Regions from separate parts of the Homo sapiens genome. Here region 1 is linked to region 2. The links are chromatin contacts, found by Hi-C in ENCODE. All regions are on one chromosome and are shown on one strand. The core of a region is the stretch at or near the end of the contact, and the rest is flanking DNA. Distances in the headings are between cores, read along the strand shown. Region 1 holds the start of LINC01097 (long intergenic non-protein coding RNA 1097). Region 2 has its middle 43 kb from the start of HS3ST1.

Region 1 (3,290 bases), core at 450-2,949, 2.1 Mb before region 2:
CTGGCCATCATGGTGAAACCCCGTCTCTACTAAAAATACAAAAATTAGCTGGGTGTGGAGGTGTGTGCCCATAGTCCCAGCTACTCGAGAGGCTGAGGCAGGAGAATCTCTTGAACCCGGGAGGCAGTGAGGTTGCAGTGAGCCGAGATCGTGCCACTGTACTCTAGCCTGGCAACAGAGCAAGACTCTGGACGGACTCCACCTCAAAAAAAAAAAAAAAAACCAAACAAACACAAAACAGATTCTCCGCCGCCAGTTCTCTTGAATCTGAAGGCAGGTAGTATTGATTCCCTGAGAGTCAGAGAGGCAAAAGAAGCTGATGACTCGTCCAGGAGCAATCATTTGGAAAAGCTGAACCCAGTGACTCAGGCCTGACATCTTTTTGATACTCTCAAGAGGGAAGGCAATGAAAGCTTCCTCCTGAAAAATCCCCATTGAAACAGAGGTGGATTTGGAGCCAGGCTTTCCTGAAGACCTAGTTCACAGTTCTTTGCTGAAAAAATGAATACCTCCGTTTCCAAATACAAAGATGGGGTAGTGAAAGAATTACATGCTTCTTGAGTATTTGGCACCACTAAATACTTGTAGCCTAGCTGATAATAAGTTTTGCAAAGTTAAACAAGGACATGTACCATTTAAAAAATATATTTACGAAGATGGTAAGAGGTGGACAGAAAGTGTGGAGAGACTGTAACAACAGCCCAAACAGTGAGAAGTCAGCCCCCACTGGAAACCTTCTTTGAAGTAATAGGTTATGTGTATCCCATCTGCAACTGCAATTGTGGTTTAAAAATAAATTCAATATATAGGCTTTTAAGGTTTAGAAAAGAAATACATTGAGGGGGAGCTTCATTTTCCAGGGCATTCCCTCTGTCCAAAAGAATCTGCAGAAGAATTTTTAAAAACAATTCTTTCCTAAGATGTCTAATATTTTATTTATATTATTAATTGTTTTCCATGAAATACTGCCTGCAGTGAGGCACTTCCTAAATACACTTGTCTCATTTATAAGAGGCTTGAGCCCTGCTGTCAGGGCTCAGGCCTGAGGAGAATTCAAGCCAAGCACACATTGGGAAGGTGGCCACAGGATGCAGGAAGGAGAATTGGAGTCCTATCCTTCAAAAGGTGGCCAGCCAGGGGAAAATCTCAACAATGAGCTCCGAGGAAATGCGTAAACAGAGATTTCTTTAAAGAGAAAAATCTTTGTTGTGAAATCCTTGTCTGTTCTCTCTTTCCTTCTTTCTTTGCTCGTTCATTTATTTAGTGCTCAGATATTCAGCAAAAGTAGCTGAAAGCCTACTCTGTGCCAGGGATGCAGAGAAGAAAGATTGCCCGCTTGGTGGAGTTTACAGTCTAGTGGGAGACAAGAAATGGCAGTGCCAAAAGAAAAATAAAATATGCTGCGGATTAGCGCCTGTGAGGCGCAGTATTATTTAGGGAGTTAGTGAAGGAAGGTCACTGGAATATCAGATGTTTGTAAGAGCGCTTTTCGTGGCTGCCGATCCTAAGGCCATGTCACTATCTCTCTGTCTCCATGTCTGCCTGACTGATCGTCGCTATCCTGGACTTAGTCTCTGTCCCTCTGTGTCCCTACGTTTCAGTCCTGATTCGCTGGTTGCCAAAGGCAGGGCGGTGGGGGCAGAGGCCAGGCCCCAGCTCTAGGTGCTAGCCGTTCCTCCTTACCCCGCCCCCTTTCTTAACGACCGGGCCTCTTCCGGAGGCCTGCGGCAGAGTCGCCTAAGCATTTGAATGGACCTCAGCCCTAGGACCCTGGCGCCCTCGGAAACCGGATCTGAGGTCCGGATCACTAACGTTCAGAGATGCAAGGGAAGCCGAGAAGTTGCCGAAAGGGCCTGAGAGCTGCTTCTCCTTCTCCCTGGGCAGCAAACCTCCAAGCCTGTGCGGGCCAATCTTTGCATCCTGGTAACCAGCGCTTTATTTAGCGCCTAATCGCTTTCCTGTCCTGCAGTAAGTGCTTTCCATGAATTATTTCATTCATTCCTTCCAGCAGCTCAACTTCCATTACCCCACTTTGGGGATCAACACTACCCTGGCCGCGGCTATTTCCGGTGGAGCTGGGGTTCGAACCTAGTCTGTCTGGCTCCAAACTACTCAGCGCGGGCCACACGTGCGTTGGTTTCCCCAGGCAGCGATAAGGGTACCATTTACACAGGAGAAAAATGAGGCCCGGAGAGAGTAAGTGACTAAATGGGCATCAATGTTATGTCAGGCACAGAGCTGAATGTTTTACCTTTAGCGCATTTCATTTTCCTGAGCCCTTTGAGAGGTGGAATTTGAGGGCCCATAGGAACCATGAAAAAGCCAGATAGAAGACTTGGTGGGTTGAAGCCTTGCAGCTCCAAATGGCAGAGTGGTGAACAGGCTTTGGTGGCAGGGCCAGGCTTATCTTCCACTTCTGCTTCTTCCCAGCTTCCAGACCCTTGGAGGAGTTCCCTAAACTCAGGCCCTCATTCTCCCCAAGGAATAAGGAGACTCATAGGTTGGCTTGGAGATAAAAGGAGATAACGTAGTTAAAGCCCTTTGGAGTGGGTGCATGGCACAGAGCAAGCTCTTAAAAGATGATCAGGCACACAAGGCTGGATGGAACCCGCCTTTCTAGACCCTGCTCAGCCTCTTCTTCCCTTCCTTCCTATCTGCAGAAGAGGGAGATGATCTTTCCAAAACTCCCTACTGTGAATAGTAAATGGCTTTTTTTTTTTTTTTTTTGTCTCCAGTGGAGACCGGGGCAGCAGCCTGAAAGGGAAGGCTTTTAATCCTGGCTTCATTTACCACGTGCCACTCCTTGGTGACAGTGCAGATCCTAGTGTGCAGGTAGCTCTGGCGGGCCTCACAGGCAAGGCGGAGGACCCAGGGCCGTTCCTCCTACCTGGGGTGACAGGAAGGAGGGTACAAGGCCCAGCAAGGCACATCAGTTGCTCCGTGCTCACCCTCCTCAGTTTCAGAGATTCTGGCCTCCTTGCTCAATGCCTGATTGGCAAGTTTCCCAGTTCTGGGCACTCAATCCCAATGCTTCAGCCCCAACACACACACACACACACACACACACACACACACACACACACACTGCAGTCCCCACCACTTCACCAGGGTAAGGCAGAGACTGGAGCTCCAGGAAAGGAAAGAAGGTTGAACAGATTCTGCGGTTTCCACGTGCTTGCACTGACCATACCTTTCGGTGAATCCTGGGGAGAACCCATGAAGTGTGTGGGATTATACCTTTTTTACAGAGCAGCAAGCAAAGTTCAGGAGGGTCAAGTGACTTGGGCAGG
Region 2 (3,484 bases), core at 155-2,654:
CATCTTCTTCTGCTCCTTCATGCTCAAGGTCTCTCACTTCCCTTGTTTTAGGGTCTGATTTGTTCCCAGCCTTTCTCGGGGCTCTTGTAGGCTTAACATACACACCCCTGTCTCCAGCGCAACCTCTTACCAGGATACAAAGTTCCTATTTCTTTGCAGTAACAGGAAAAATGTCCTCAGACACACTGTCTTGCCTCTTTAGAGATAGTTCCTTCTTACGGTAGAAAACCTATGACAAAAGTGGAGGTGGTAGATTTGTGAACTCACTGTGCTCTAACCATCCTAGTAAGGGTTGGTTGGGCAAGAATCATCCATGGGTACCAAGTGTCAGAGGAATTTTGAGAAATGGAATACTCCTATAGTCTCAAAAGGTCTCTCCACCGATTGCATATTAGTCAAAAAGGGGAAAAGTAGTAACTACACAGTATTAGTATAAAGAGATGTCACTTTGACAGTGTGATCAAAATTAACATTAGCAATAAGGAACAGATGGATGTCACATGCCTCTGGATGTGTGCATGGAGAGGGAATGCCATCACTTATGAGTATCCCCGCTGGGATGCATAACCTGAATCTGATCATAAAAAAGCATCAGACAAACCCACATTAAAGAATATGCTACAAGGGGCCTGTGTTCATTAAAAATGTCAGTGTCGTGAAAGTGGGAAAGACTGAAGAAAGTTCTGAATTAAAGGGAATTCAACAGACACAATTGCTAAATGGACCAGATCCTGTTTTGAAGGGAAGAGCACTTGCACATTATTATTATTGGGACAATGACAAATATGGCATATTAAAATGTAGATTAGATGAAAATATTATAACATTAAATTTCCTAAATGAAATACCATTGTGGTTAAATTATTTAAAAGAATATTCTTAGAGAATACACATTGAAATATTAAAAAATAAAAGAACAGGATGTAGCTAATCTACTTTCAAATGGTATAGAAAACAATAATTTTAGAATGCATAATTCACACACATACATGTTTGTGTATGTATGTATGTGTGCATTACTATATTTAACAATATTTGAAAGAGAGAATAGGAAAAAATAGAGGATAAAAAAGCAAATGTGGCAAAATGTTAAAACATGGCGAATCTGAAAAAAAGCATATACAGAAGTTCTCTAGAGGCTGTTTTTTTCCAGCAATTCAATGAGCTTTAGGAGTTTAAACAAATTGAAGTTTCTATTAATAGCTAGCAATTACTGTGTGCCCATGCTTTGCTATGGATTGTCCTAGGCAGATCACTGGCATTCTTTCTAAGCTTTTTCGTAGCTGTAGGTGTGGAAATTGTGTTTTCATTTTCATTTTGAGATATGAGGAAACTGAAACAGGATATGCACCCCACAGGAAGTGGCAGGGTCATAGATTTGAATTCAGACCTGGCTCACGTCTCCGCACAATAGAATGAGACAGTGCATGTGATGCCAGACAGGAAGAGGTAAGGTTCCAGCCTTTAGGGGCTCGTAGGGGCTCACAGCCCATAGGGAGAGTAGAGAGGGAAGACAGACAAGTAATTGGGTACATAGTGTGGTGTGGTAAGCAAAGTTAAATATAGTTAATTCTTTTTTTTTTTTTTTTTTTGAGATAGAGTCTCACTCTGTCACCCAGGCTGGAGTGCAGTGGCGCGATCTCGGCTCACTGCAACTTCCACCTTCTGGATTCAAGCAATTCTCCTGCCTCAGCCTCCCACATAGCTGGGACTATAGGTGTGTGCCACCCGCCTGGCTAATTTTTGTATTTTTGGTAGAGATGGGGTTTCACCATGTTGGCCAGGCTGGTCTTGAACTCCTGACCTCAAGTGATCCCCGTGCCTCGGGCTCCACAGTTAAATTCTTCTAAACTTAATTAGTAGAACACCTACTGGAGGTTGTTGTCATGCCAATCTCTTCTGCTACTAGAGACACATGTCCTGTCCTCCCAGAACTTACACTGAAGTGGATGTGACTGATGCTACAGTACATAACTGCTGAGGTAGCACATAATAGTGAAATTTTATCCAGACTACGAGGCTAAGGTTGGCTTCCCAGAGGGGATGTGAGTGTTGCCTTACTTGATTTTCAGAGACAGAATAGCCTGTGAAATTTCATTCATCCCTGAGTTCTAAAGACTTGGCATACAGGAAATTCACTAGCTGTTGAATCTGGAAAAATGATATACATGTTTTCTCTACTGTGCAGAGTCTATACTATTCTTGAATGAATGAATGAGTGAATGAGTTCCCTTCTGTGATTCCTAAGGAACCCAGGGCAATGAGGTCTTCCAGGATGTCAGCCTCTCTGTCATCCTTCCAGGTCACAAGAAAGAGCCAGCAGGTTTCAGCAAGCCGTTCCCTGGCTGATCTGGTGGTGAGAAGAATTTGGGGGTGGCGGCATGGTGACTAGCCACAGCCAGGGCAATTCCTGCACTCCCTGGCTTCCGTGTCTAGCTTTCAGGTTAGAGGAAATGCTTTATCAAGAAAAGCTACTTTGTTCTCTCTTGTTCTCTTTTATTTTTTTCCGAGTTACTCATCACTTTTTCAGTCCCTTATTCTCAGAGGAGAAAACAAAGCCACCTTCTTGAAGCTGTACCTTAGGTATTATTCTTGCCAATGCCTTGCAAAGCCAGCAGCCCAAGTGCTTTGCAGGTCAGATACAAGGGCCCTTTACCTTCAAAGATTAAAATCAGCATAGCAACAAAACATGAGGCTCTTGGTTTTACTCAGTGCTTTTCTTACATGGTCTCATTGCATTCACAGAGCAGTGTTACAGAAGGTTAGAGACCCTTGGAGATAAAACATGTAGGGATTTCCACTCTTTTTGGTGATGCCCCAAGAACCTGGGAAGGAGTGTCAGAGTCTGCCCTCTGGGGATGGGGGCTCCCTCCAGGGGCGGGAAGCCCATCTGGCTCATCTCTCTGCCCTTGGCTCAGCTGACCATGCAACTGCAGCTGCTTGCTTGGGCTTGTTTCATGCATGACAGTTTCAGTTACCTTTCACTTGAGAAATAGATCTCCCTGCTAAAAGAAAAAAAAAAAAAGAAAGAAAGAAAATGTTTGAAGACTACTGATCAGTTTCAATACCTTCATACTGTCCATAAAAACACACAGGCCCGTGTTGCACTGGCCGTCCCTTCGCATCTCACTCTCAGCGCCTCAGTGAGCTTTCTCAGCTGTGCTACGACAATGAGCATTTGCAGACCTCTTTTCCATCTTTCAAATTGTTGGCATCTCTCAACTATTCACATTGGTGGATTAATATGTTAAATACCTTTCATTGTTATTCTAGTGGAGTTTAAGGAGGAAGCAGCAATAGAATATGTATATGTATATACATATACATATACATATACATATACATACATATACACGCACACAGAAAGAGACAGAGAGGAGGGTTTTACCTTAGTCAGGGACTCCTCTCATTGCCTGAAATATTCTTCAGAGACTTGGAGCTCCAAGGTCTTGAGGAAGGCACCACAGTGAGTGGTGGAGTCGAA

What was found. Hi-C counts contacts between places; a loop is a spot of excess contacts on that map. Pooled maps may share reads with other maps.
Region 1: a pooled map shows a loop between it and region 2 (5-fold over the local background). The contact joins the promoter of LINC01097 here to the enhancer-like site in region 2. A Hi-C loop is called at or near these places in 1 of 37 single-sample maps with no recorded cell type and 2 of 50 pooled maps.

Annotation. Positions count from the first base shown.
Region 1 is chr4:13,529,826-13,533,115 of GRCh38, reverse strand. It overlaps LINC01097 (long intergenic non-protein coding RNA 1097), which reads left to right and starts at 1,699. Exons shown (of 4, transcript NR_034054.1): 1 at 1,699-1,968.
Region 2 is chr4:11,469,736-11,473,219 of GRCh38, reverse strand. No RefSeq gene overlaps it. Among named protein-coding and RNA genes, the nearest start is that of HS3ST1, 43 kb to the right of the region's middle. RefSeq lists an enhancer at 2,849-3,038. Within about 2 kb of position 1,404, at least 12 of the 41 ENCODE cell types and tissues checked have a DNase peak (open chromatin) inside an H3K27ac peak, as active enhancers do.